Linked DNA regions of Homo sapiens: regions 2, 3 and 4 are each linked to region 1. The links are chromatin contacts, found by Hi-C or POLR2A ChIA-PET in ENCODE. All regions are on one chromosome and are shown on one strand. Each heading gives the region's core, a stretch centred on a gene start or an enhancer-like site at or near the end of the contact. The rest is flanking DNA. Distances are from core to core; before and after follow the strand shown. Region 1 holds the start of LINC02550 (long intergenic non-protein coding RNA 2550). Region 2 has its middle 59 kb from the start of POU2AF1. Region 3 has its middle 65 kb from the start of ARHGAP20. Region 4 has its middle 86 kb from the start of ARHGAP20.

Evidence for each region. A loop is a pair of places that touch in the nucleus more often than their neighbours do. ChIA-PET counts read pairs that join two places held with the same protein, here RNA polymerase II (POLR2A). Pooled maps may share reads with other maps.
Region 2: a map with no recorded cell type shows a loop between it and region 1 (3-fold over the local background). The contact joins the enhancer-like site here to the promoter of LINC02550 in region 1. A Hi-C loop is called at or near these places in 1 of 168 maps with a recorded cell type or tissue (Caco-2) and 4 of 37 single-sample maps with no recorded cell type.
Region 3: a map with no recorded cell type shows a loop between it and region 1 (2.4-fold over the local background). The contact joins the enhancer-like site here to the promoter of LINC02550 in region 1. A Hi-C loop is called at or near these places in 1 of 37 single-sample maps with no recorded cell type and 1 of 50 pooled maps. POLR2A ChIA-PET finds 5 or more read pairs at or near these places in 1 of 52 experiments (OCI-LY7).
Region 4: a map with no recorded cell type shows a loop between it and region 1 (5-fold over the local background). The contact joins the enhancer-like site here to the promoter of LINC02550 in region 1. A Hi-C loop is called at or near these places in 2 of 37 single-sample maps with no recorded cell type and 2 of 50 pooled maps. POLR2A ChIA-PET finds 5 or more read pairs at or near these places in 2 of 52 experiments (OCI-LY7 and activated T-cell).

Annotation. Positions count from the first base shown.
Region 1 is chr11:111,094,720-111,102,061 of GRCh38, forward strand. LINC02550 (long intergenic non-protein coding RNA 2550) reads right to left here and starts at 2,599. Exons shown (of 2, transcript NR_149131.1): 1 at 2,511-2,599. LOC102723966 (a long non-coding RNA gene) reads left to right here and starts at 2,436. Exons shown (of 3, transcript XR_428993.4): 1 at 2,436-2,642; 2 at 3,516-3,597.
Region 2 is chr11:111,434,270-111,441,611 of GRCh38, forward strand. It overlaps a transcript of BTG4 not described here. Among named protein-coding and RNA genes, the nearest start is that of POU2AF1, 59 kb to the left of the region's middle. RefSeq lists silencers at 4,981-5,030, 5,051-5,120 and enhancers at 5,029-5,615, 6,452-7,342. Within about 2 kb of position 2,607, at least 4 of the 41 ENCODE cell types and tissues checked have a DNase peak (open chromatin) inside an H3K27ac peak, as active enhancers do.
Region 3 is chr11:110,774,082-110,781,423 of GRCh38, forward strand. No RefSeq gene overlaps it. Among named protein-coding and RNA genes, the nearest start is that of ARHGAP20, 65 kb to the left of the region's middle. Within about 2 kb of position 3,915, at least 6 of the 41 ENCODE cell types and tissues checked have a DNase peak (open chromatin) inside an H3K27ac peak, as active enhancers do.
Region 4 is chr11:110,795,090-110,802,431 of GRCh38, forward strand. No RefSeq gene overlaps it. Among named protein-coding and RNA genes, the nearest start is that of ARHGAP20, 86 kb to the left of the region's middle. Within about 2 kb of position 2,487, at least 2 of the 41 ENCODE cell types and tissues checked have a DNase peak (open chromatin) inside an H3K27ac peak, as active enhancers do.

The sequences.
Region 1 (7,342 bases), core at 1,349-3,848:
CTAATGCTATCCACCATGGAATACTATGCAGCCTTAAAAAAGGATGAGTTCATGTCCTTTGTAGGGACATGGATGAAGCTGGAAACCATCATTCTGATTCTTATTCTTTTTTAAGTGATATGATACTTCCCGGTGGAAACTAGAATTTTCTGTTTGCTTTTTATGTACTTAATGTCTATAATGTTTCAGGTGTTCTAACCTGTTCGGCACCCAATGATTTCTCTCAACCTGAAATTCAAGCAAATTTTTGTTTATGCTTTTTCCAAATATTTCTTTTCTTCCAGTTATTTATTTTTTTTCCTTTCTACGGGCACCTTTGATTTGCATGGTGTCACTTCCATTCTATCCTCCATATCACTTGTTTTCTCTTTTATATTTCTAATATTTTTATTACATCTTGATGCTTTTTGAAGGAGTTTCTTAACCTGATCTTATAGCAAACTAATTGTTCAGCCATATTGTAATACATTCATTTATGGAGTTCTTATTTCAACAGCCATATTTTCCTTGCCCAATTTTGCCACTTGATTCTGCTTTTTTAATTCAATCAACAATATTCTTCTATATCTTTTTGAAAATATAAATTAGTAGTGAATGCTTGACTTATTAAGGCCATGAATTTCATTGCATGTGGTATAGCTTATTCACTTGGCAGTCTTTCTTAAAATTATTATTATTATGGTAACAACACTTAACATGAGATGTACTATCTTAACCAATCTTTAAGTGTATAAATACAATACTGTTGACCCTAGGTACAATGCTGATCAGCAGATCTCCAGAACTTACTCATCTTACATAATTGAAACTGAAACTATATACCTGTTGATTAGTAACTTCCCATTTCCCACTCCCACCACAACCTGGCAATCACCATTCCACTCTCTGATTCTACATGTTTGGCTGTTTTAGATACTTCATATAAGTGGAATCATGCAGTATTTGTTCTTCTATGACTGGCTTATTTTATTTAGCATAACATCTTCAAGGTTCATCCATGTGGCGTATTTCAGGATTTGGGTTTTTTTTTTAAGGCTGAATAATATTAGCTTTTTTTTTTTAAGGCTGGACAATAATTTTAAAAGATGTATGTCTATCCATACCTTTTTTGTAGTGTTTCCTGTGGGCTCATATTTCCCTGGTTGGTAATATGAAATGGGAGACACAGCCAAACTCTCATCCCTGGTTATCGTGCCTCTCCTAATATGCTTAAACAAGAAGGGGGCATGCCCCAAAGTGGAAGACCCTGGCTCTACAGCCTGACTCTGCCCATCATTATGTGCACAGCTCCTGCTCCCTGTCCCCAGTGTGAGGTTCCTCTGTTGATTTTAATTTACTAGCCCTCTAATGGGAAGTGGGGTGGAGTGATAAAATACCCAATACCACCACCAATTTGCTGTCTAACGGTTCCTCACCACAGTGAGCACCAGCATGGCCCTGAGGTTGCTGTGGATCCTGGCTGCACTGGGATAGAACTGATGGGGATTTGGGTTTGTTGTTGTTGTTGTTGTTTGTTTGCTTGTTTTTTGAGACGGAGTCTCGCTCTATCACCCAGGCTGGAGTGCAATGGCACGATCTCGGCTCACTGCAGCCTCCACCTTCTGGGTTCAAGCGATTCTCCTGCCTCAGCCTCCGGAGTAGCTGGGATTACAGGCATGCCACCATGCCCAGCTAATTTTTGTATTTTTAGTAGAGACAGGGTTTCGCCACGTTGGCCAGGCTGGTCTTGAACTCCTGACCTCAGGTGATCTGCCCACCCTGGCCTCCCATAGTGCTGGGATTACAGGTGTGAGCCCCCAGGCCCAGCCGGGATTTTTGGTTTTAATGTTTGTTTTTGTTTGGCTTTCTAGAAAAAATCCACTGGTGGAGGGACAAGCATAGGTCCTCAAATAATAGACTGGAAATGGAAAGAAAACCTAGCTCTATAACTCCTCCACTTTATCCTCAGATCCTGGTGCCTCTCCTACCACAGCTACTGTTTTCTCCCATATAAGGATACAGGCACTTTCTCTCTCCCCAGAGCCATCCCAATTTTTAATGTTAAATGCTCAAATCTATACACTTTCTTGTCCCTTCTATGGCATTTCTGCAATTGAGTTTGGGAGAAAGAATTAGAAGTAAACGTTTTTATATCTTTTTTTTTTTTTTTTTTTTTTTTACTTTAAGTGATTTCCTACAAAACGTATGCCATGTTTCCTGAATATGAACTTGGTTCCAAATTTTCTGAGTATTTTTAATTGCATCTGATATGACTTTTGTCTTTAAAAGCTCACATTTTTTTACTTCCATGTCTTTCCTGATGTTTGGCAAATTGCTATTTAACATTTTCTGTTATCTTAAAGTTTATTGTGTTTCAAAAGAGATGTCTAAACGTTGCAGAACTTTCTCCTTAGTTCAGCTAAAACCGGGCTCTTGTCACATGACCAGGAAAGATTAGGCTCGCGGACACACACAGAAGGGTGAGGAAAACGGAATTTACTGGGGGAAAAGGAAAAAGAAAAAACTCTCACCAAAGCAAGAGTCCTGCTAGCAGGTTTCCCGCCTCACAGATTGAAGCCCAGGTCGCCACACAGGAACAGGCTCCTCCCCGCTGCAAATGGCGTGAACTTCTGGAGGCCCCACCCCGTTCTCCCAGTGCAAAGGTGGGCGTTATTCAGAAAGAAACAGTCCGGAAGGGGCGGGCTTCATCCGGGACCAGAAGTCCGGTTTTTCAGCCTTCAGGCTGTTTTAGGCTTGAAGGCAGGGTTTCGCTGGGGACCCTTGGCTGCCTCCTGCCTCTGTCATAAGCATAAACCATAGATTTGGAGGAATGCATGATGAGTCAGAAAAGCCTTCCCATTCTGGGATCTAGTTGAGATTCTCTGTTGGGCTAGGAAGAGAGGGTCTGAGAGAAACAAAATTCCTGTAGAACTTGTGGGTCCCTTGCAAAAAGAAGCTTGGTGAAGAAATGCTAAACTCTCAAACAGAACTGATGAATATAAGAGGGGAACTCAGATCCCTGGGAGACACAGACTTCGGAGGTGAAAGTCTGGGTGTTGTGTCAGCAAAGACTGGCCCATAGCTGCCTCACAGAGTGTCCCTCGCTCTGGTGGAGTCTGAGAGCCACTGAGAAATCCTGGGCAGCCAAGATTGCCATGGAAATTGTCAGGGTCCTAGGTGGTCCCACAGAGTGCCTGGTGGCCTGGTGGCTTGACATGGACTGAGAGTTGCAGGTTCAATTCTTTGGAACCAGAAGGGTCGTAGAAGAAATGAGGAAATTCTAGGAACCTAAAAAACTGTTTTCAGTTAGAAACATGTGACAATTAGCAACCATAATAGACTAATTACAGACAATGGAATGTGAATGAGGATTACTCACAAATGTTGGTCTCTATAAAAGACAAGCCTTGGTACAGCATCACACTCCCATCCCCCGATTCTGGGGAGAAAGACAGGGCATCCCAAATCAACTGAAACTAAGCACTACAGTTTCAGTGGTATGAAGACTCACAATATAATTTTTTTTTCTGTTCTAGAAACTCACATTTCTTCTATCTCATTACCTGTGGTCAGAAATTACCTCATGTGGCTTCAACAGGGCATTCTGTACTAACCATGGTAAGCAATCTGCTCAGTCCCCAAAGCATAGGTTCATGTCTGCCACAAATAGAAAGCCCTTCCTTACACCTCACACAACTTCATCTTCTAATGCCTGAGTGTTGCAAGGGAGCTGGTAGCAGTCTCCCCTTCACTTGAATCCTAATGTAACCATGATTGAACAATCTGGACCATGTGAAAACTCTGCATTTATTTCTGTATAATCACCCATGTAACTATACTGGTCTTCTATATTATACCAAAATGAGAAGAACAAGTCTTGTTAAAAGATATAATTCAGTACAGAATCTAAAACCACCACAGAGTGATGCCTGTCAGTTTGACAAAGCATTTAAGCCCTTACTGGGTTTAATGGCAGGCAATGGCAAATCTCTTAAGGTTTGTAGCAGTGGCTGTCAAGGTGCACATGTTTTTGCATGTAAAGGTCATTTTATTTCTACCTTAACTATTATATAATAATTAACATTTTGTCACTTCCTTTATTTGACATTTTGCATATACTTTACATACATTAATTCATTTAACCTTTACAAAAATCTGTGAGCTAAGGACTATTATCTCCATTGACAACTCAGGAATCTAATGGCAATGAGCTCAAGGCAACAGAGGTATTGATGACCAACCCAGGTCTACAGGCTTCCAAAGCCTATTCTTAACCATTAAGCTATTCTATCATCCCAGTAGGTCTTTTCTCCCCAGTGCAAACTGTCCCAACAAATGTAATTAAAAAGAAAAATATCTGGTCATTTAGGGACACCAGCCATGAAAATGTATTTCTAATTCAGGAAGAGGAGGCGGGGGAGGGCACTCTCTACTAACCATGGTAGGCAATCTGTTCAGTCCCCAAAGCATGAAGTTTGATTTTTCTTTTTATCTGGCGTTTATGTTCAAGGGAATATAAATGTCAGGAATCAAGCATTCCCTCTGGATGGTGGAGTAATAAATAACTTTCATACCATTTTGCACAGATGCTGTGACTAAATTGAGATCAGGAAAGATATAGACAACTATAGCAGCAAACTGATGATGAATCTATTTTTAAAAGCAACTGTTAAATTAGAAAGATTTTTCAAAAAAAAAAGCTCAGAAGGAAATAATTTGGGCACAATTCTAAGAAATTCAAAGGAGATTCAAAGCTAGAATGAATGAACAATCCACTCAGCCCAAAAAGGGCTGAGGTAATCATTTCCCAGTTCTAAATATAATTTTGAATATTTTTGAGGCATGAGGCAAAGGAAAGTTTTATACCTTGGAAGCCTTAAAGTATTAATGGGAATAATAGTAAATATTTCTGAAATAATAAAAACCTTGTGCTCTAAATAAAATATAAAGGGGAGTATCATGTCTGTCTTTTGGGAAACATATCTAAAACCAACATATAAATATTCATCATAAGTTAACTCGATTTAATTCCTTTAGCAAAAATTTTGAACCACTCCAGCTCAGTGATAAAATTCTTGGATATTTTTCCTAAGGACTAACACAAAAATGTCAATAACAACAAATATTCAATGAAGCATTATTTTGTAATAGCAATATATTAGAAATAAAACCAGAAAAGGAAACTAATAATATAAAGGAAACAATTATTTATCAGGTATAATCTGGGTACTTTACTGATGTTATTGTACTTAATAGTAATAATCTAGATATACTTTTCCTAATGAGCAAATAAGTGCAAAGTAGTTAGATTACCAGTCAAAGATTAAACGGTTGGTTAATAAAGGAACAAAGTATAATCTAAACAACATCTAATAAATGGATGGTTAATTATATACACCAATTTAGTATTTTTTCACAAAGTCATTAAAACTAATAGTTCTGAAGACTGTAGAACAGAATGAACAATGCTTAAGATGTAATATTTAGTTGAATATGTACACACACATATACACACACGTAAATGTCTCTGTGCTATAATTAAATATGTAAAATTATATTTACAAATAGACAATGCATAGAACATGAAGACAGATGATATTTGTTATAGTAGTGGCATTATAAATGGCTTTCCTTAATTTTAAAATTCATTATTCAAGAAATACTTATTGAGAGCCTACATCAATGAACAAAAAGTCCCTGTCCTTGTGGAGATCATTTTATAGTAAGGGAGACAAATAATAAATGAATTAATAAATTAATATACTACAAGAAATCAATTAATGATAAATTCTATAAAGAAAAAAAGAAGCAGAGTGCAAGGATAAAAAGATATAGGGTGTGTATTTAGAAACCTTGGTCAAAGAAGGTCTTCCTGACAAGATATTTGCATAGTAAAGTAAGACTGAGTAAGCCACACAGATATATGGAAAAGCATCACAGGCAGGAGAAATAGCATGTGCAAAGGCCCTGGGGCTGAAATGGGATGCCAGATAGACAGTATAAAGATGGGGGGAGGTTCACGTAGAAAGTGAAAACAGGGTAAGAAAAGGGTCACAAAATTATGCCTATACTCTAATAATCCTGTTAAAAAGCACAGGAAAAAACACAGTAAAATAAAAAGTACAATATGTTGGTGATGAGTTATCTTGGTGTAATGTGATTTTTAAGAGTATTAATTCCTAAACCAGATTGTCTGGGTTCAGATCTCAGTTTTGTAACCTCGGAGAATTTGCATAGCCTTTCTGTGCCTCATCTGTAAAGCAAGGCTAATAATCATAGTACCTTTAGCATTGTTGAGAGGTATGGAAGGCAGAATAAGATCCCCATAATGTCCATATCCTAATCCCTGGAACCTGTATGTTACCTTACATAGCAAAGGAGATTTAAGTTTGCAGATGGAATTAAGGTTGCTAATCCGCTAACCTTAAAATAGGAAAATTATCTGAGGTTATTTAGCTGGGCCCACTATAATCAAAAGGATCCTTAAAAGTGAAAGAAGGAGAGAGAAAGGGGGAGTGAGAGAAAGAGATGTGATCACAGAAGCAATGTCTGGCTTTGGGGATGGAGAGAGGAGCCATGAGCCAAGAAACGTGGGCAGCCTCTTGAAGGTGAACAAGGTAAGGAAACATTCTTTCCTGGGGCCTCCAGTAGAAAAAGAAAAAACGCAGTCATGCTGACGCCTTGATTTTAGCCCAGTGAGACCACATTGGGCTTCTGAACTATAGAATTGTAAGATGATAAAGATGTGTTGTTGCAACCCACTAAATTTGTGGTAATTTAGCAGAGCAGTAACAGAAAAGTAATACAAGAAAATTAAGTGAGTTTTTGTGAGCAAAATATTTAGAATCATTCCTGGTGCACGGTGAGCATTCTATAAGCTGTTCTAATATTTAGATGGTGTTTTCTACCATGTTTTCCAATAAACAGTAAATATTTATTTGTTAAATTAAAAAAAGGGGAAAGACTACTTAAAAGGGGAAAACTTTATCATTAGTGTTAATAACTAATACATGAAAGAAAATTTTAATTGCAAAACTAAATTAATAGAAATCTAAAACAAAAATAATGAAACAGAAAAAAAAAACTGTTCTCTATATTAAAAATACCTATTGTTTTTAAGATATGTTCTTCAGTTGCTAACAAAATACTGACAAGTGGCTGGGACTGGAGTAGATTAAAAGAGGTTTTATTTTGGATGTGTGATTTATAGACTATGAGGAAAACCATGAATCCATTTAGAATCCAGATGTGGGTCAGCAATCTGAAGCATGGAGTCCAATAAGTTCCTTTACAGACAAGAATCATAAAAGCTTGGAATTTCACTCCTAGTAAAAGCCTCTAGGAATTTGTGAATTTCGTTTTC
Region 2 (7,342 bases), core at 1,357-3,856, 340 kb after region 1:
AAATCATCATTCTCAGCAAACTGTCACAAGGACAGAAAACCAAACATCACATGTTCTCACTCATAAGTGGGAGTTGAACAATAAGAACACATGGACACAGGGAGGGGAACATCCCACACTGGGGCCTGTTGTGGGAGGGCTCGGGGAGGGATAGCGTTGGGAGAAATACTTAATGTAAATGATGAGTTGATGGGTGCAGCAAACCAACATGGCACATGTATACCTATGTAACAAACCTGCACGTTGTGCACATGTACCCTAGAACTTAAAGTATAATAATAATTTTAAAAATAATAATAAATTTTAAAAAAAATAAAAGCCACTATACTTTAAAAAAAAAGAGTTGGTGTGATAAATAAGTGAGATAATACATATCAAGTACTCCATGTAAATATACCCATCTATGGTAAACAATAAATAGTATAATAATTGTTTAAAAAAAAAAAAAAGTTTGTCCGTAGTGAATTAGTAGCATTGGCAGACTCAAATCCAAGTTTCCTGGCAATCCCTCTTCCTATAGATAGAAAGAGGACCACCCATCCAGGAAGAAATAAGGAGGGCAGGGAATCTCAGAGGTCCTTCCCAGCCCAAGCCCTGAACAATGCCTTCATTGACACCTCTCACCTTTCACTCATCCTGCCTGACCCTTATTCCATCAGCCATCCCAGCGCTGGCTGCAGAATAAGATCTCACCTGACAAGCCTCTAAAGTTCAGACCTCACCTGGCCCTGGGACTCTCCAGCAAGACACAACTCGGAAGGGCCGGCCCAGCACTGGTGCAGGCTTCCCCAGGGCTGCCCGGTTCTGGCCAGAACTCTGAAGTGTAGCAGTACGTGCCCTGGAGGATCTAAAATCCATCTCAAGTTCTCAAAGCAAACAGAAGATGTGTTTGGTGGTTCTGTTGGCCAGAGTACACTAGCACCAGCTGGAACTGAGACAGACACCCAGCAACCCTGTCCCGTTCTCCACTGGGCCAAGGGAAGCCACAAGCCCTGCCCCACTCTCAAGGGCTCAGACCTGGATATGGAAAGCACTCGGGGGTAGTGAGAGAGAATCCAAGGTCTCTTGAGGGTAAGTGGGGACACCACCGCCACCACCGCCACGGGTGGGAAGGAGAAAGAAGGGCTGCTGTTTCCCCAGGAGGCTGCACCCTGCCCTGGGGAGGAGGCAGCTCCCCAGAGATGACACTTGAGGACTTGGCTTGGCACCACGAAAGCATACCGCTCAGGGTTTTGTTTCCCCTTTATAAATGGAGGCAGGCGAGGAAAGGAATTCTTTGGCTGAGTAACATAATACTTCTGGGTCCAGCCCACCAGGCTTGGCCCTGGGAAGAGCAAACAAGCTGCCTACCCTGTCCCAACAGGTTTGTGGACACTCGTGCCCACTGCCACTCACTGTGGATTCTGGGGAAAGGGGGAAACGTAGATCCCCAAGGGGAGCAGAGATGTTGGGGAAGATCTATAGCCCAGCCCTCAACCCCCCAGGGTGAGGCCACAGCCAGATATTTAGTGTTACCATGCAATCAAACACAACTCCACCCCACCCGCCCTAAGCCATCTCAGCTCCCACTTTCCTCACTGACCTGGGCCTCAGAGCCCAGCTGTAAGTCCAAGGTTTATGCTCACAAGCCCCACAAGCTGCACGATTTCCCAAATGCTCTTCACCCAGGCTGAGGACCTCCCCCGCAGAAGAGTTCTGCATGTCACAAAGCCAGAAGCAAATACCCAGAGCCACAAAGAAAATGTTAATAACCACCAGATATATTTTTGCAAAGTACTTTTGAAAGATATTATTTCCATTCTCATAACAACTTCCCAGGTTAGCCATTATTATCACCCCATTTTAAACATAAGGAAGCAAGGGGCTCACAGAAGTGTCTACAGAAATGGCTAAGTCAGGTCTTGAGCCCAATCCGTCTTACTCTTCATTTCACCCTCGATCAGTAGCTGCAAATCCAGCACCCTGATTATCTGAATTTGGTGATCAATAGAACTGGTGACGACCACCTCCAGCTTTGTAACTCCTGGCTTTTTAGACCTGGCAACTGGATAAATGGGGGACTTTTGGACAGGCACAGTGGCTCACGCCTGTAATCCCAGCACTCCCAGCACTTTGGGAAGCTGAGATGGGTGGATCACCTGAGGTCAGGAGTTCAAGACTAGCCTGGCAAACATGGCAAAACCCCATCTCTACTAAAAATACAAAAATTAGCTGGGCGTGGTAGTGGGCGCCTGTAATTCCAGCTACTCAGGGGGCTGAGGCAGAGAGAATCGCTTGAATCTGGGAGACGGAGATGGCAGTGAGCCGAGATCTCACCATTGCACTCCAGCCTGGGCAACGAGAGCAAAACTCCGTCTCAAAAAAAGAAAAAAAAAAAACAAAAGAAGGGCTTTCACCTAACAGGCCTGAGGGGTCCAGGCAGACATGGGTGCAGACCGTACCTGACCTTGCTGGCCCAGGGGCAGGCGGCTAGCCCAGCCCCTCCCCCGGCAGGTGCCCCTTCACCTTCCCGCGCCTGCCCCTCCAGTCCACACACCCAGGCAAGGCGCCCTCGAGCGAGCGCCGTTTGTTTTGCTGAGAGTTTCCGTTGGCTCGCGTGTGGGTGTTTGTTGTATTTCTCCGGCAGATGGCAGACAGCATGCCCTCCCCACCATCACCCCGCCCCACCATCACCCTGCCCTGGGGCTGTGTGGCAAGCAGACGCTGCAGGGCAGAACAAAAGCCTAGCAGGTGAACAGCCCTGTCTGCGGAGACTTTTATCCAACCCAAGTCGCAGACAATATCTTTATAAAATTCCTTTCAACTCCCTCATCATCTGGAACTCTTCCTGCCTGGCTCCCAACCTGCTGCAGCCCCCAGCAGCCCCCACCCTCAGAAGAACATCTGCTCCTCTGACAGGGCACAGGACACGGTGTTCCAAAGAGCAATTTTTTCTTTGGCTTCCATCCACTACACCCCCTCAGAGCCCAGAGACCCCCTGCTCCCAGAAGCTTCCTGCAAAACGGGAGGAGTGTATTGATCTGTGGAATGGAGGAGATCATTCTCCTCCTCCAGTGCTCAGAACTCCTCAGCAAAAATGACCCTCAGTTTTTACCACCCCTGAAAAACCCCAGATGAGTCCAGGGACTCCTGCCAGGAACTGGGTTGGGGGATGAGGGGGATGCTGGAAAGGGATGGAGTTTCTCAATTTCTAAAGCTATTGTTTCTCATTCCCAAATCACCATGCTCCAATCTGGGCCCAAGAGCTGTGCTCAACTTGAGGACTGGTGTGGCTCCCTCTGCAAGAAGGTTAGGCCAATGCCAGTGAACCAGCCACTGAAGGCTGGAGGGGCCGGAGAGCCTCTGAGCATCCTCACCGCCTTGCCTGAGGCTAGAGCTACAACAGCGAGTGCCTAGACCCCCACCTGTATCCCCATTGCATCCCCACCACTACCCAGCAGCTCAGGAGCAGGCTCTTCCCTCCACTCCTAGGCGACACTCTGCAGTTTCCATCCTGGGGTCTCTTACTTGCTTCTGCTACTCTGCCCAGTTTCTCGTGTTGATAGCTTAGCTACTCAGCCTTCCTGGGTTTTCTTTTCAGCCCTGGTCATATCTTTAATGATCTCTATCCTCAACATGTCTAATAGCCCAAGGACCAAGCTCATTCCACTCTCATCCTCAACCCAGATCTGCAGGACCCCAGCCAGGCCCATAGCCCCCCAAGCAGAGGGGAACTGACAGCTATGACTCTGACTATACTAGACAACATTCTACACCCACCAGGAAGTAGAGCCTTGGAGATGTCCAAGCTGACCCTGTTATTAAGGGCTGAGAAGCAGTTGTAGATGCTGCTTAAAGGAAGAGGGGAAGGGGGCTGCCAGGGCAGCCACAGAGGCATCAACAGACGGGACACAGAGGTCTCTGGTGTCACCCTGATGGCAGTTCTGCAAGTGCTGACACGGGGTCCCAGAGTCCCTAGACCTAACTTTGTGGGTTAGACATCTGACTCCAATTTGTGTGGGCCAAATTCTAGCCTGGAACTTGGGCCCCAATATGCACAATCTGTCTTCCCCACAGCCCCTGAGACACCATGTGAGCCAGGGCACACAGCCAGCCTGCACCCTGCCCTTCTCAACAGGAATTCCTTGGCTCATGCAGCCTCCACCTCTGGCCTGACTCTGTTCTTTCTCTGTGAAACCTTCCTCGACCCCTTCAGTTAGCCTCTGTCCAAAGCCAGGCACTCTCATGGGCCATTTCCCCCAGCGCTTACCAAATGTTGCCAGGTATTTTAGTTATCTGGGTAAACATCTTCTCTGTAAACTCCTCAACAACAGAGACATTTTATTCATCTCCATTCTCACCCACCACCGCCAGCACCTAGCTCTGCACCTTGCCAAGAGTAAACATTAAACATTTTCTGGATCAATAAACTCAGGATAATCCTCCCAAGTCCTTATTCTGAATGGCCACAGGAAAACCAAAACATTTCCTCATCTCCTTGGTGACCCCATACATTACCCTAAGCTTCAAAAGAGAGGATGCTAAAGAAGGCGTGATGTGGTCAGGGGGTCCCTGGATATGTGAACCTCCCCCGTCCTAACTGGACACTGTCTTAGGTTTCCATTTATACCTTCCCGGTGGCACCTCTGTCCCTGCTGTCCTATCCATCCACCAGAAATCTCTGGCCAACACATTAAACATATTTTCAAATCCCCAATTCCCTGAACTTAAGGGAAAGCAGGCTGCCCCGGCCTGGGTACTGGGTGTTACCTGACTAGCACGTGGGCTGCCCCCTGTCCCGCACACCCACCCGCTGGGCAGCTAAGCCTCTGCGGTTGGGACCCCAGGGAGGCTTCCTGGTGATTTGCATATAATCACACAATGCCAGGCACAACAAAGCCACTCAAACAGCAGAGCCTTCTCAGCTGAGTTTAAAGTTTAATCTCCTTAATACAAAAGTTTCTGCTTTGCTTTTGATGGGTTCTGGAACTCTTGCTGATGATGCTAAACAAATAGTCACCCTTTCTCCCCCTCTGGAGGCTTTGCCCAGCGCATTGTGGCAGCACAGGCCCCAGTTGTTGTGGTTTACGGGCCAGACCTGCACCTGCACTGTTTGTGTGAGCTCATCTGGATGCCCAGAAGGGCTCTTTAAAGAGAGCCCAGCACAGCCGCAGATGGAGCAGGAGAAGACACCAGCCCAAGGACTGCTACAACCCTTGGCCAGACACCAGCTCAAGGCTGCCTGTACTCTCGGTGCCCCCCACCGCCCTCTACTTCCCTTACAGAAACATTCATCCCCAAGTCCTCCTCCCAGAACCCAGCTCCCTCCTATGTGTCTCTCAGGACCTTCCTCTTCCAGATGCCGTCCAGCCCCCTCGTACTTCCCCTCCCAGACTCACACCCCCTCTCAGTTTCTGCACACTTTGCCTCATCATCTGGAGGCCATTCCTAGGTCAGTTTTCCTATTTACTTCAGCACTTCACCTATAGGAGTCATAGAGCCATCCCAAGCAAAGAGCCTCTAGAAGACCCTTTCAAAGACATGCTCAGCACTTTACGTTTTGGCTCCAGCTCCTCCGCCCGGTCATTTTGAGAATGAGCCATGATCCTCCATCTCTCATATTGATGCGGGAATTGGAAGTTGGTCATTGAACTGGTGGCCTGAATAGGGGTGCCCCAGCCATCTTGGTTATCTGTTTTTGTGTAGCAAACAATCTCAAAACTTAGCAGCCTAAGACAACGGTTGTTTTATTTTATCTCACAGTGCTGTAGTTCAGAAACCTGTTCAGGGCTCAGCTGGGTAAGTCTGCTCTGTTGGCATTGGCTGGGGTTACTCTGTGATCTGGGATCTAAGATGGTTTCATTTTCATGGCTGGTGACTTAGTGAGTATGGCTAAAAGGCTTGGCTCAGCTGGGACTGTTGAGCAAAGGGCCTGCACATGGCCTCTCCAGCCTAGCAGATCAAGGCTCCCAGAGAGAGTGTCCCAAAAGAACTCTGCAGAAGCTTCAAGCCTTCACATGACCTAGGCTCTAAAATCCCAGAATCTCACTTCTGCTACATTCTATTAGTCAAGCAGATTCAAAAGAAAAGAAATTGCAACATCTTTAATCTGTCACACCAGCTAAAGAGGTCTTTTCAGAAGCCACCAGCCCCTGTAACTAGTTCAGAGACAGAGTTTCCTGGTCCCAATGTCTAAATAACCTATCCTTGCAAATAGAACATCACAGTTACCAGCCTGCATGTACTAGGAGCTGACATCCTTTCCATTCTTTCCCCAGAGACTCAAACCAACATCCTACCCCTGGGCGGTGTCCCCATTTGACCCCGTTTGGCCTGCCTCTTACCTACCTTGGCTGTTGGCAGGAACTTTGGTTTTTCTCAGTTGCTGCCAGACCTAGATCTGCCCTTTTCAGATTTTTGTTCACAGATAGCTTTAGATGGGAGATAAGGAAGCTTGAGTCAGGTCAGTGCTGAGGCGAAGATGCTGCCCCAAGACAGGGGGAATGCCCCAGACTTGTCCCATCCAGCCCTTGCAGAATGGCACCAGCAACAAGCACCTGCTGTAGAGAAGGGTTGTCACTATGTTGCAGCTCTGAGACTCTACAGAAGTCAGAGGTGGGTCATGGAGATGAGGGGACAAGGAGAGTGAGGAGGGGATAGGTGACTATCTGCCACACCACTTAGGTACTGAGTCACATCAACATGTATGCAATACCTGGTCAGACAGGCACCCGCAGACCCATCTGGCCCAGACCAGCTGCACTTTCCCAGGCTTAGGCTGGGAGTGGCAGTCATCTGGCAGAGTCTTGGTTCCTGGAGTGAGGGCACAAGGTCACACAGGCCAGGGCCAGAGACCGCTCTCTTTTCTTTTTTTTTTTTTTCACAAATACATTTCAAATGTTATTATGAAATATGCAAGCCATACAAAAAGGAATGAAGAATACAATAATAAACACCCATGTACCCACAACCTAACTTAAGAAATAAAATATTAGCAAAGAAAATCTCATAATGTAATATCTCAGGGCTCTGGGGAGTAGGGGAGAGAACAGGGTCTGCTCATGTTCCCACAGGAAGGAAGGAGTATTGAGAAGGAAGAGAGAAGCAAACTAGAGCATCAGCAGCGGCTCCTCCGAGAGAGAGATGGCTCCTTGAGCACCAGAGTCAAGGGAGATTTTATGGGCTTGGGAACAGACCACAGAGAATACACCACCCTTCTTCTTTCAACTCTCAGCTCAGAGACTTCCCAGATCCCACAGTCTGAATTAGTCATGAGTTCCTTAGAGATGCCTTACGGATTGACTTCTCTGTCCTTGTCTGCTCTTGGGCTGTTTATAATATATCCATGCCTCTCCCACGCCTG
Region 3 (7,342 bases), core at 2,665-5,164, 320 kb before region 1:
CTTCATACTTATAGGAAACATTAGTGAACCAAATAAATTACTTTTCCAAATGTCTTCATATAAGTAAGCCTCTGAAATAAGGCTATTTGGTACAGGTATCATTTTCTTTGTAACTACTGCTTCCAAGGCTGCCCAATCTAAAGGGTTCTCTTCAGTGGGTACACGTCTTGGATCCCTAACTAGGTTGGTGACCCTTTGAAAGCAGGGACCACAGTATACCTTTCTCTGCTGTCCTGTTTTATTTGCTATGATCAGCATATAAGCTCATCTCTGAGGAGGTGTCTGAAATAATCCAGGCCAAGGTAAAGCCTATATTAGGAAGCTTCCTACCCCACTCTCCCATATCCCATCTCAATCAGGTTTTATAGTCTAGAACAAATTGTGCTGCATTGACCGATTGACTCATATGCCTGGAGGGAGCTCTGGTTACTTGCCCATCAGCCACAGCATTCCCTGAAGGCTTCTTACACAGGTCACATCAGAGAAACTAGGTGTATGGCCAGCAGTCCAGTTTCCCACAGAGACCGAAGCCCCTTCCTGAAATCTAGTTCTGACAATCTGCAGAGTTCATAGCCAGCCTCCTATTCTGGGCTGGGCCCTATTCTCCACCTCAGCCAGCTTCTGAGTGCAATTCTGTATTGACCAGAGCTAATTTGCCCATACCCAGTTAAGTGTAATATCACCTCTACTTGGACTCCCCTGCCACTAGCTCCACCCACTGGTTTGGTTCTGAAGCATCTCATAGTTTTGGATACTGGATTTAGACAGCAAACTCTGGAACTCAGGAACCTGTTGCCCCAGTACTAATTCCAGTTTCTCACTTTTGTTGCTGACCTATGTTACTGAGTTCTTTGCAAGACTTAAAGCTGTTACCAGAGTTATGACAGCAATAAAGCAGGTACTCAACAATACTAGCTAGAATAAAAAATAAGCATTTCTCTGTTGTGAATCTTCATGTAACAAGAAATGTTGGTAACAGAGGTTGATGTTTCAAGCTTCACTTTGTGGAGGAGAAACTAAAGCTTCTCTTATAGGAGAAAGGAAGATGCTGGTAGATTCAGGAGCTGCACTGTGTTTCCAGGTATCCTGCTGGCACCATTTTCAAACCCTTCAATGCCTCTGACTCAAGGCCCTTAAATTTGACCTATCAAGGTACTTTAGATCTCCTTAGCCCTTTAAAGTATTATGGAACAATAAAAACTGGACTACTCCATTCTGTGTCACTTAGCATCGTTAGTAAATCTGCCTTTTATACCCTTTCCAAAGGTGTTAAACGATGACCATTGTCTCAGTTTAAAAGGACAGCTTGAAAAGTTCACTTTCTATATGGAGATGGTACTCCTGACCCTAACAGGAGAACATGCACTTACAGTCACTTTTCCAGGAGTGGGGAGCAGCCTGCTCTCCACTCTATGCATTCTCTCACTCAGCAGTGTGAGAACAGTCAGAAAAGCACAGGATCTGTTTGGTTTGAGATCCAATGTTCTCACTTATTGACACTTTAACTTTTTTTGTTTGTTTGAGACAGTCTCGCTCAGTCACCTAGGCTGGAGTGCAGTGGCATGATCTCAGCTCACTGCAACCTCTGCCTCCCTGGTTCAAACGAGTCTCACACCTTAGCCACTGGAACAGCTGGGATTACAGGCCTGCACTACCACACCTGGCTAATTTTTGTATTTTTTGGAGTGATGGGTTTTGCCATGTTGGCCAGGCTGGTCCTGAGCTCAAGTGATCTGCTCACCTTGGCCTCCCAAACTCCTGGGATTACAGGTGTGAACCACCACGCCCGGTCGACCCTTTAACTTTTGACAAGACATTTAACCTCTTCCAGTCTCAATTTTCTCTGAGGGCTGTTTGTGAAGATTAAATACTATAGTATATATTAAAAAACTTCAACAGTTATAAATTTATTTACCACATTTTTGGATATTTTAAAGATAACAATAGCCAAGATCAATAAGATAGTTAGATGTGGTAATGAGATGGAATTTTCCTTTTGTGCAAAGCTAGCTGGCTCATCTGGGCATTAAAACCATAAGGAAGTTTTCTTTGTAAGGAAGAAAACTATCTCAGTTTTTTTTTTTTTTTTTTTTTGTGGAAGTAGTTCCTAAGACGTACTGTATCTGAGAGGTGACCCCATGAAACTCCAGCAGGAGAAAGAGGAAGTGATACAGGAAAGGGAAGGCATCCAAGAAGGGGTGTGTTATGACACCATCTACCAAAGTGGGTGACGGAAGATTTTTCCCATGGGAAAACCCTAGGAAAGAGCATGAAACACATGCCTTGGAACTATCCTACTGGAGGCTGAGGGAGCTGGGTGTAATTTGTGCACTCACTCCCATTACTCATTGTTGAAATGAGTACTCACTGCTGGAGGTGATGGTGTTAATTCCTGATACTTCCAGCCTGTGCCCTGTGTGTGTGTGAGTGTGTGTAAAGAGGGTGGCTAGAATTCAGCCTTCTAGAAAAACCCTTAGGTACAGAACTCGTAACTGGAGGTTGTGTGCGGCACACTGGGCAGGATACCTACAGAATCTGCTATGAAATTTATCTGTGGTACAATAGTAAAGACATGGAGTCAATCGAAATGTCCATCAATGATAGACTGGATAAAGAAAATTTGGTACACATACACCATGTAATACTATCCAGCCATAAAAAGGAATGAGATCATGTCCTTTGCAGGGACATGGATGAAGCTGGAAGCCATTATCCTCAGCAAACTAATGCAGGAACAGAAAACCAAACATTGCTCATTCTCACTTATAAATGGGAGCTGAACAATGAGAACACATGGAAATGGGGAGGGAACAACATACACTGGGGCCTGTCAGGGGAGGGTGAGGAGTGGGGAGAGCATCAGGATAAATAGCTAATGCATGCCAGGCTTAATACCTAGGTGATGGGTTGATAGGTGCAGCAAACCACTATTGCACACGTTTACCTATGTAACAAACCTGCACATCCTGCACATGTATGCTGGAACTTAAAATAAAATGATCTGTGGTATTTGAACTCTATGCCAGGTACAAAATTAAGTATTTCCCTCTAGTTAATGATGATGAACCCATGGCTCAGAGAGCTCATATCTAGTTCTGTACTGAGTTGTAATCCCCTTGAGATCAGGGATTGGCTGGTACCTCTTACGTTCCCAGTGCTAGACACTGGGCCCCACACCTTACTGATGCTCCTTAAATGTTTGAGCTTGATAATTATGATGATAATTTACACAATGCCAACTGTTAATGAATGAATTGGGAATCATACTTTTATATCTATGATTTAATTATACTTGACTTTCATAATAACTTTATGAGTTATTATGAGCAAGAATTGTTATTATAAGCTGAATTCTACAGGTGAGAAGCCTGGCAATAAGTCATGATATATTTAAAAGGCCGAAAATAAAGAGCTAAATCTTTTTATCTGGAAAATATAACTTACAGAAAAGTTACAGTAATGATAAAAGCTAATAGGTGGTCATTCAGAAAACGTAGTCAACAATGCCTGGAAATTAGAAGCAAAATTCCTTTTTGTTTAATAAAGAACATTTAATATAAACTTTAAAAATGGTTATATGTGTTTTAATTGTTCTTAAACTGTTTTTGTAAAACTGTTGCCACATTTCCAGCATTTTTATGGAAACTTGAGGGGAAAAAATTACTCTGTGAACTTTTCCTTTTCTTATTAAGGCAAATAAACAAATAAAGATGAAACTCTGTGCATGCATCTGAGACCCAGATAAGGGTTCCTTTGTCGCTCTCACTAATATAGAAAAATCTATTTAAGTTTTCTTACTTCCCCTTTCCTTTCAAACCTGATCCAGTTAGTCTTGGCTCCCACCCCCTCCTTCCCCAGTTATAAAACCAAACAGAAAGTTTGTACTGAAGGAACAAGTCCCTGCAGTGACTCAGAGGAAACAAGCATTTATAAACCATGTTTCCCTAATGCCTCAGTACAAACATGGCTGTGGCCCAATTCCAGATTGGACAAGGCAACACTCACTCGTGTGGCCCCAGCAAAACTGAGTGTCAGAGGGGGCTAACCAGATACAAGACCTGAGCTGCAAATGGCCATGAGGCAACACTACACCTTGGAGATCTTTCATCACCAAGAATCAAAGCAACAATGGCTGAAACAAAGTCAGGCAAAGAAATGTTGGACTTTGCTGGAATGGAACTTTCTCTTTGAATTTTCTATATAGGTTGGCCTGGCTGCAGCTTCCATACTAGCTAATCCCTTCTTAGTGGTGTCTGCGAGTTGTTTTCTTTGTATAGTATCTTTGCCCTAGGTTCTATGTAGACCATATCTGCCTGGAATACAAAGGGTTACAAGGACAGTTTGGTTTTGGCTCTGGAGTCAGTCACATCTAGTTTTGAATCTCAGTCCACCACTTCATATTTTCACTTGACAAATGTTTACTAAGGACCGATTTTGTGCCAGGCCTGGTTCTAAGTGCTGAGAATGAGGAAGTGAGCAAGATAGTCAGGGTCCCTGCTCTCCTGCTGTTACATGCTAATTGGAAGAGCTATGAGAAACAAAAACAAAACCAGAGAGATTGTCTGGCAGTGATGGTAATAATGCTATGGAAATAAAATTAGAGAGTTAGGTTGGGTGAGCAGGGAAGGCCTTCACAAAATGGTGAGGAGGAGCCTTCTGTGAAGAGATTACATTTAAGCTGGGAGCTTAATCACATGAAAGAGCCAGTCAGGATAAGAACACTCCTGGCACACACAAAATCCTGGAAGAGGAATAATCTTGGCCTATCTGAGGAACAAAAAGAAAGCGCATGTGGTGAGTGAAGGGAGAGTAGTATGAGAAAAGGCTGGACAATGTGGTAGATGAGAGATGGCCCCTCACTCTTAAAGATGCCTCCCATAGACATGTGGGTCTATTTCCCCTCCTCTTGAATCTGGCCTGGCATCTGACTGTTGTGACCACTACAGCATGGCAGAAGTGATGTGGTGCCTGTCCTGAGCCTAGTCTTTAAGATGACTGGCAGCTTTTATCTTTGTCCTCTGTGGCCCTAAACTGACATGTAAGAAGGCTGAAAACCTGCTGCAGGGCCACACGGACAGGCCCTGAGAACACGTGAAGAAAGGGCCTCAGCTGAGCCCAGCCTTTCAGCTGCCCCTGCCAAGGTGCCAGACAAGTGAGTGATATGGTCTTGGACCAGCTTAGCCACAAACTTAATACCACCACGTGACTCCAGTAAAGGCCACATGAGACAGAAGAACCATCTAGCTGAGCCTTGCCTGAAGTCCTAACACAGACAAAAATCATGTGATCATGTGATACAATTCAATGGTTATTGTTTTAAGCCACTAAATTTTGAGGGTAGTTTGTTTCTTAGCAAATGATTTCCAGAAGAGAGAGAGAGAGAGACAGAGAGAAAGAGACTGTAGCAATACTACTTTGACCTTGATCCAGGATAAAGAGTTTGGCCTGAGATGGATGAGAAATCATGGGAGGGCTTAAGCAGAAGGTGTAGAGCTTATAAAAGGTATATTGTGAAAATTATATTATATATAAATAATGATAGTTTGCCTGTTTCCATTTCAATAAGAATTGTATATTGTTGCTTTTTATTTTTCTTGTTTTACCCCATTATCTAGGGTTTCTGGTTAAATGTTTAATGGAAGTGGTATTATCAGGAATTTTTGTTTTAATCTTCATCAAAAATGGAAGCTTTAAACTTAATTCTAATACTAAATGTTAATCTTATTCTAGACTGGATATTGGATATTGGACTGGTAATTACACTACTAAATTTGATATTTAAACTAAATCTTTTGTTGACACTCTTTTTTGTTGTTGTTAAGTCTTTGGAAGTTTCCTTTTATTACTGATGTGCCAAATTCTTTTTTAATCACAAATAGATTTTGGAATTCATTAAACTTTTTTCAGCCAAAAGAAAGCTCCATGGTATTTTAAAACTTAATTTGAGTGCTATTTGCTCCTGGCTTTCTAGTTCTTTGACCTTGCACAAGTAAACTGAACTATCTGCGTCTTAGTTTCTCAAACTGCAAAACAGGAATAATAACAGTATTTACATCATAGAGGTGTTTGGGGATTAAACAATATAAAATCATTAACATAGTATGTAGCACCTGGTTAAGGGCTCAATAAATGGTAGCTGTACACAATATGCTACGTGCCAGCATAGTGTGCTATTTTTATGGCTCAGTTTCCACCTGAAGTTCTATATATAGCTGGAGGAGACTCCAGCTATATTCAAATTCCTCTCAACTAGTTCAGGAAATCGTTAGAGGAATCATGCACATACTCACATAGAGGGCCTTTGCCATCTCAGTTGCATATCCACTAGAATTGGCCAGCCCAACTGCCATTTGGTATCCTCCAGGGCCTCTTCTTCTCTGATAATGGTTCCATGGATTCTCCAAAATGGCAAGCCCTATTAGCCTACTGAACAGTGGCTGCTTTGTCCCTTCCAGTGGGGGACATGCCAGGCTGCTGCCTCTCAGACTGTCAGTTGAGCTGCAGCCACCATCAAGCTCAAGTGGGGCAAACATCCTCACTTTCTCCCCTTTGGAAAGAAACTGCCAAGAGAGTGATTACTTGACCTTCCAGATCCCTGTAGAACTTTCTGTGTTACTATTTTATTGTATTATATTATAATTTATTTCAGTGACACCTGTTATAAGGTGATACAGTCCACTTGTACTCTGTGAGCAAACCTGTTCACTGGCCCTCTACTTGGCCTCTGCTCTCTACTTGGCCTCTGCTCTCTACTTGGCCTCTGATGCCCTTCCCTTCACCCAACTTCTATCCTGGTTTGTTCCTTAGATGAGTTTTTTCAAAGTTGTGTTGAAAAAACTTTAGTTCACTTCTTCAGACATGCCCCATAAAAGAAAAGTGCTCTTGATTAAATCCCTTTTTCTTTTTACATCTCCATTTCATAGACTCATAGTGCATATCAGCATAGAAAGACCCCAAAATATGTTCTAGCAAGAAGCACTCTTTCACTTGGCTTAATCCAGTATTTCATAAGCCTATTTAAACACAGAATGATTTTGATCTCTCTGATGAAGAATCCATATTCAATAAATGTTGTTTGAGGAATGCTGCATTTCATGCCTTCCCTACTTCCAGGGATAATAAGCTTTTAAAATTTAGTTGTTACCTTACTTCTTTCAGTTACAATAAATATCAAAGTAGTGCAGATTTTTTTTTTTTTGATCTTCTAGGGGTTAGTCCTATTACATAATGAAAATAGACTGCCTGCATTAGAGTCCTGAATCCATTACTTACTTGCTACGTAACTGGGCAAGTTACTTTATTTGCACCTCAGCTTCCTTGTATGTAGAATGAAGATAATTGA
Region 4 (7,342 bases), core at 1,237-3,736, 300 kb before region 1:
TTTTTAAATAATGATAAAAGTTCATAGCATTGAAATAGATTGAGAAATTGTGCTGAAAGAGACAATGTCAAACTTTAGAAAGCACACACAGCTTAAAAGTTATGAATCTGTGTAATTTTTGCATGACATTTCTTCTCAAAATAAATATAACACTTTTTTTCTCTTGAATGAAAAATTCTGTGCTAACTCATATCCTCCCAAACATTTCTTGCCCACAATAACTTATCAGTGTGTGTACAGGATGGAGGAAAAAAATGCTAAGGAAGTAGTTTTCAGTTTCAAGTTTCCAAAGGGTTATTATAAACAACCATCAGTGTGTTTGAACAATGGGGCTTTTTAGTTAATTTAATTTTTTGCTTACCTTTGGATTGGCCTAAATACTTTTTCATTTTAATCCATGCTAAAATGCACTGGAGTATGGTTAACATAAATGAATCTTAGATAGTTTGGGGCGCTGGGTCATGAGCAAGAATGCTAATTCTCACATAGGCATTCAAAAAACTTTTGTTGACTGAATGTGCTAAACTGTACATGTACATGGTCCATGGGCAGAGGATGTGTTAACTGAAGGACATCTCTAGAACAAGGCTTTCAAACATATTTTAGAGAAACCCACATTAAAAAAAATTTTTTTCTATCACAACCCATTACCAATAAATATACGTGTGTGTGTGTATTCACATAAAGAGTTGAGACAAAAATTTTGCAAAAATATAACTACCAGCTACAAAGTATTCTGATAATTATCTTTTTAAAATTGTCTTTCATTTTTCAAAAGGGATGCTATTTGTGACTTACTGAATTGGTTTTATGATCTACCAGTGGATTATGACCTGTAGTTTGAAAAACATTTTTAAAAGCATATTTCTTACATTAGCATGCGTTGTTATTTTGCATAATTTACCTAAGCATTGAACCCTGAGAAAAAAGCTTTTGTGGTTATTTTCTTTTGTAGATTTTTCCAACTTTGGAAAATTGGAACTAAATTTCTTGGTTAATACTGATTTTTAAATTTAGATTAACTTAAATTAGCTTTTGGTTACTGTACTTCAAAAACAATCTATTCCAAAGACCTGAATTTAAAGAAATTGCTTAAATTTGTTTTACCAAAGTATCCAAACATGAAATAATAGGTTTACACCTATCTGAAACATGAAATAATTCAATGATTAATGAAAGCCTTTAAAAAATAGGAAATTATTAATTAGGGATTACAGTAAAAATAATGACCTTAAAGTGTCTGACATGCCGGGCGTGGTGGCTCACTCCTGTAATCCCAGCACTTTGGAAGGCTGAGGTGTGAGGATCCCTTGAGCCCAGAAATTCGAGACCAGCCATGAGCAACATGTTAAGACCCTGTCTCTACAAAAAAGTACAAAAATTAGCTGGGCGTGGTGGCGCACACCTTGGAGGCTGAGGTGGGAGGATCACTGGATCCCAGGATGCAGAGATTGCAGTGAGCCAAGATCATGCCGCTGCACCTGGGTGACAGAGCAAGACCCAGTTTCAGAAAGAAAAGAAAAGACAAGAAGATTAAAAACTAATCTGAGCCAGGTGAGTGGTGTGCACTCGTAGTCTCAGCTATTCAGAAGGCTGAAGTAGGAAGATCGCTTGGGTCCACGAGTTCAAGACCAACCTGGGCAATGTATCGAGACACTACCTTAAAACAAAACAAAACAAAGCAAAACAGCAATCAAAAAAACCCAATATGAGAAAAAAGTACCTCATCAAGCTACTGAATAACTTGAGCACACTCTAGCATCTGTTCTGTTGCTTATTTGTTTTTGCTTTTACTGGCATCAGGAATTATTTCTATAGTTCCTCTGGTATGTTCCCCTGACATGGGATATGCCAGGCACATGTTCTTAAAAACAATTTCTTAACATAAAGAAATTTCGCATTTCAAATCCTTAAGAGTTGGAGAACTTAAAATCTCATACTGGAATGAAAATTGCTTCTTCTGCTTTCAAAGGCCTTTTGATTAAGGGCTTACTTACTACCCTGTCTCTACTAAAAATACAAAAAGTTAGCTGGGCATGGTGGTGCACGCAGGTGGTCCCAGCTACTCGGGAGGCTGAGACAGGAGAATCGCTTGAACCCAGAGGCCAATATAGTGGGGGTGGGGGACAGAGATGGCTCTTAAAGGCAATGATTTGGCCAGTTGTCAGGTTCAGGAGAGTTCTATTAAGGAGACAAGCTCCCAGGTGTTTATTGGGTGCCTATGGAGTTTTAGCCAGTCTTCTGCTTCTAAAACTATTAAATATTAAGCTACCTTGGGATGCATTGCAGAACCTCATTTTATTTTTCCCCTGTGGCTTCCATGTGGCCCTTTATATGGCCTAAGTGGGGCAGTTATGAACCACATCCCCTCTCACCAGGCACAGTGTGTTCCTGGTGCCGGAGAGGTGGTGGGGCAGGTCTGAAGTCTCATGGGAAGCAAATACTCAGTCCACATTGATTCCCAGGCCTGACTCAAAAGGGCTGTGTGATTTGAGGAATTACCCTCATTGTGCTTCCCCATTCTCAGAGAGTAAAACCACAGGGCAGTTCTGGCTGACGGGTTTGCACCTATCTGGTGTCTGCTCCACTGTTTCTGTCATGTTGAGTCACAGGGCATTCATTAGTGACTGCCTTGTGCAGTGCAATGATGTAGTGAGGAGTCCGTAGCCCTGGGCCTGAGTGGGTTGATCCTGGTGGGAATTTCAGTTGTGGAGCACTGGCTCTGTGAGGCTGGACACATTACTTTAGTCTTCCAAGCACCTTAAGTTTCTTCATCTAGAAAATGGAAACAATAGTATCTACCAAGTAAGCTTGTTGAGAAGATTAAATAAAAACTAACAAGTGGCTGGGTGCAGTGGCTCACGCCTGTAATCCCAGCACTTTGGGAGACTGAGGTGGGCGGATCACTTGAAGTCAGGAGTTCGAGACCAGCCTGGCCAACATGGTGAAACCCTGTTCTATTAAAAATACAAAAAATCAGCTGGGCGTGGTGGTGCACGCCGGTGGTCCCAGCTACTTGGGAGGCTGAGACAGGAGAAACGCTTGAACCCGGAGGTGAAGGTCGCAGCGAACCGAGATCGTGCCACTGCACTCTAGCCTGGGTGTCAGAGACTGTGTTTCAAGAACAACAACAACAGCAACGACAACAAAAGCTAACACGTATCAAAGGCTTGTGTGCCAAGTACTGTTCTAAGCACTTTTTAGCTTTACATGTGTTAACTCCATGAATATTTACAGCAACTCTATGAGGTAGTTGCTGTCATCATTTCCATCTTACAGAGGAGGAAACCAAGGTTGATTTGCATAAGATCACACAAGTAGGAGGTGGCAGAGCAAGGATTAGAATCCAGGCAGCCTGACGCCAGAACCTATGCTCTTAATGCAAAATATTCATGTAGGAATTTAGGAACATAAAACTGTTTTAAAATGGTTCTACTGCATCCAAAATTCATTCAATGAATATTCCACAAATGTTCCTCAGTGCCAACTGGGTGAGAAGCCCTGTGCCAGGTGCTGTGGGGAAGCAAAATTAAGTAAGACATCGTTGTTACATATAACAGAGAAGAAAGATTCAGTGGCACCCCTACAAGGGGAAGTAGTACAGGGTGATTGCTGCAGGAATTTGGGAGTGGGGGTTGGGCAGAGATTGGGAGTTCTGGTGTTGCCTCTGATTGGCTGAGGGTGGATAAAACGAGGGGAGAGGTCAAAGATATTGCTGAGACGTCAAGAAGGGTGGAAATCTGTCTGAAAACCAAAAGGATGAGAACTCAAAAAAAATGGTGATCCCATGAACAGCATGGAGGGATCCAGAGGCACTGGAGTGGCCAGGAGAGGAAATGCCAAGGTCACCTGAGGACCTCGTAGGACTCTGTGAGGTCCAGTGGGGTGGCAGGTGGTCCTGGTCATGCTCAGCTTCTCTGTATACCCCGAATTACATCATATAGACAGTGCTGTTATTGAGCTGAACATGCAATACGTGCTTGTTCGTCATTAATTCATTCCACAAGTGTTTAATCAGCATCTATTTTGTGTCATGTGCTCTTAGGGTCTGAAGCTTTCTCATCTCAGAGTTCACATTTACTGTGAATTTGGAGAGGGAAGCCTTTTAATCTATTAGTCTTCTAGGTTTTATCTTTTTCTTTCTTTTTTTTTTTTTTTTTTTGAGACGGAGTCTCGCTCTGTCACCAGGCTGGAGTGCAATGGTGCGATCTCTTGACCTCATGATCCGCCCGCCTTGGCCTCCCAAAATGCTGGGATTATAAGCCTGAGCCACCACGCCCAGCCAGTTTTATCTTTTTCTTTCTCAGTTTTATACACTGACTATCGTTACTGCTAACTCCTCACATTAAGGGTGCCCAGGGCAAGAGCGTAAGTGGAAGTCTAGTTACAAGGCACGTTTTAATTTTTAATTTATAAATCAGGATCACAAACAAGTAAAAAATGTTCTACCCTCTTACTTTGATAAAAATACCCACTAAGGACTTGGAAGGCCAGGTTGGAGTTTGTGATTGTCAGTTGGCTTGGAGAAGCGCACCAAGACGTGGCAGTTCGGAGGGACAGTACTGGCCGGTGGCCGCTTCCTGCTACACAGTAAGGGACCTTGGGAGCTTGTGTGGGACCATCTCTGCCTGTGAGTTTGAGCTTTGTTCACTCCCCATACCCCTCTACTACTTCTTTGCCATCCTCTGGAACTAGAGCAGTCTGCCCTTGACCCAAGAGAGAGGCTGCAATTAGCCTTAGAAGTAGGATTGCCAGGCGTGGTGGCTCATGCCTGTAATCCCAGCACTTTGTGAGGCTGAGGCGGGAGGATCGCTTAAGGTCAGGAGCTTGAGACCAGCCTGGCCAACATGGTGAAATCTCGTCTCTACTAAAATACAAAAATTAGCCAGGCATCATGGCGGGTGCCTTTAATCCCAGCTACATTGGAGGCTGAGGCAGGAGAATCGCTTGAAACCTGGAGGCAGAAGTTGCAGTGAGCCGAGATCCCAGAAATGGGGACACAGGCTCTGGGTGGACATGTCCTTTTTGTCTAGTAGGGAGAAATGGATGAAGGAGGCCAGAGGGTGGCCTTTAACTTGTGGAGCTGAGGTTAGGGCCCCACTTCCCTTGTGTTCAGTAGTAGCACCAACCAAATGGAATCTTGTCACTTGTACCCTTGCATTTCTCAGGTCAATAATGACAACATGTATTTTCCTACAAGTTGCATGGTCACTAGCCTACCTCTTGAAACCTGTCCTAAAGTTTTCAAATACTCATTTTTGTAGACTTTGCCAAAAAAAAAAAAAAAAAAAAGCAAAAGCAAAAGCAAAAAGGTAGTCATGACTCCAGTCTTATTGAAGGCAATTGCAAAAAAGAAAAAACAAGTTTCAGGTTTTTAACAGTCAAACCAAAACCAAAGAAGATGGGCTTCATTTTGCTGCAAATTCTGTAGACATTGCTTTTACACATAAATTCAGGGAAACCCCTGATTTGCATTATTACATTTTTCAGTTTTCTGTAATTTATTTCCCTTTTGATTTCTCCTAATCATTAATTTCCTATATTTGTAATTTGTCTTCAGTTATTAGAGCTGATTTGTAGCATCCCATCATTTGCTGTGGATCTCCATCTGAAAATCAGAAAACAGTTTTTTTTTTTTTTAAATGTGACTAATGAGGGCTTTGCCAATTCAAACGATGCACTGCATCCATTATGCTGGGCATTGCTCTTACCCCTAGAAATATTTGAATAAATAAGACCTGATTATTATCCTCAAATTGCTCAGTCTGGTGGTTGAGACACATAAACATATCAATTATAATAAAGCACAATAAGTGCTACTAGAGGGGGCTATGTGAGGAGAGAGGACTGCAAAGTTGATCTACCTGGGGGAGTCCGCGAAGATTTTAACAGGGAGTTGGCATTTCAGCTGGGGCTTAACAAGGAGCAGGAGTGTGCCAGACAAGTGAGAAGACCATTATTGTTCATTTTCCTTGTGAATTATTTATTTTTGCTACTTAATTATGACTCATGAGATATCTGGGCATTATATTCCGTTGCCCATAAATCCAGATTTTCTATGTTTTCTCATTTTCAGCCCAGCATTTCACATTTGGGAGATAGTTTCTTAGGTAACTCTCAGTGTTAACATCTATAAAATGGACCTAACAGTGCCTACGTATAGACTTGTTTTGAGGATTTAAGGCAACAATGTGTCTAAAGGCCATGCACTGTGCCTGTGGCTGAGCCAGAATGTGCTTGGACACATGTCATGGAACTTCAACTCTTGTGGTTTAACCAAGTTGGAATTTGTTTTCCTGGGATGTCAGGAAGTCCTGAGGAACATATAGGACTGGTGCCTTGGCTCTCAGATAGGGCCAGGGTCTTGAGCTCCTGCTAACTTTCTGCTCTTGGCCTTTTCACACTTGTTGAGTCATGGTCACGAGATGGCCACTCCGCCTCCAGCCTCCTGTCCAGTGCAGGACGAATAAAGAGGAAGGAAGAAGGTAGTGCCTTTGTCAGGAAAAGCAAAAATTTACCAGGAAATCTCTATCAGACTTCTGCTTATGTGTCAGAGGCCAGAGATTTTTGACATGGCATCCCCTGATTGTAAGGGAATCTGAGAAGGCAAACATCTTTACTGGGCATTTTGGCATCCTAAGCGATACTGGGGTTCTAAATTTAAAAGGAGAATGGCTATTGTGTAGGCAACCAGCAGTCTCTGCTACAGCCTGACACACAATTAACACTCAATAGTTGGCTATGGGTTTGGAGTTGAGGTTACGTTGCTCCAGATCTCTCAGGGGATTCAAGATGACATCTGGTCTACAGGCATGTATCTTATTCTATTACTATGAATATATTCTCAGTAAACTATATTACATTCATTTGTTAATATGAATAAGTATCTATACATGCATATTATAAACTATATTCTTCTGGGTTTATATAAAATATTATTTTATTTTACATGAAACCTTTCTTCCAAAGCCTTTCGGGCCATTTTAGGAGACTCAGTGTATTTTATAAATTTCAACCTCCTTTAAGGAGCATCATCCTTATGTTCTATAATTGTCATAGGGTTGTTATGATCATACCCCCTCAAATGCTTTCACAGAAAATTATTTTTCTTCTTATGCCTAATGCCAGAAACTGACATAGATATCTGAGCCAATGGTCAGTGTCAACTCCAGAAATAAATGTTGTGAATTTTCAACATGCTGTGTAATCCAACCTTTCTGAAATGACTGATGCTGTTTTAAAAGAAAGAAGTAATCACAGTGTATGCTGTGCTTTATGACTTGTCATCATTGTGGATCAGAGGAGAGATACTGGCCAGATCTTGGACTTGGCTGAGTCAAAT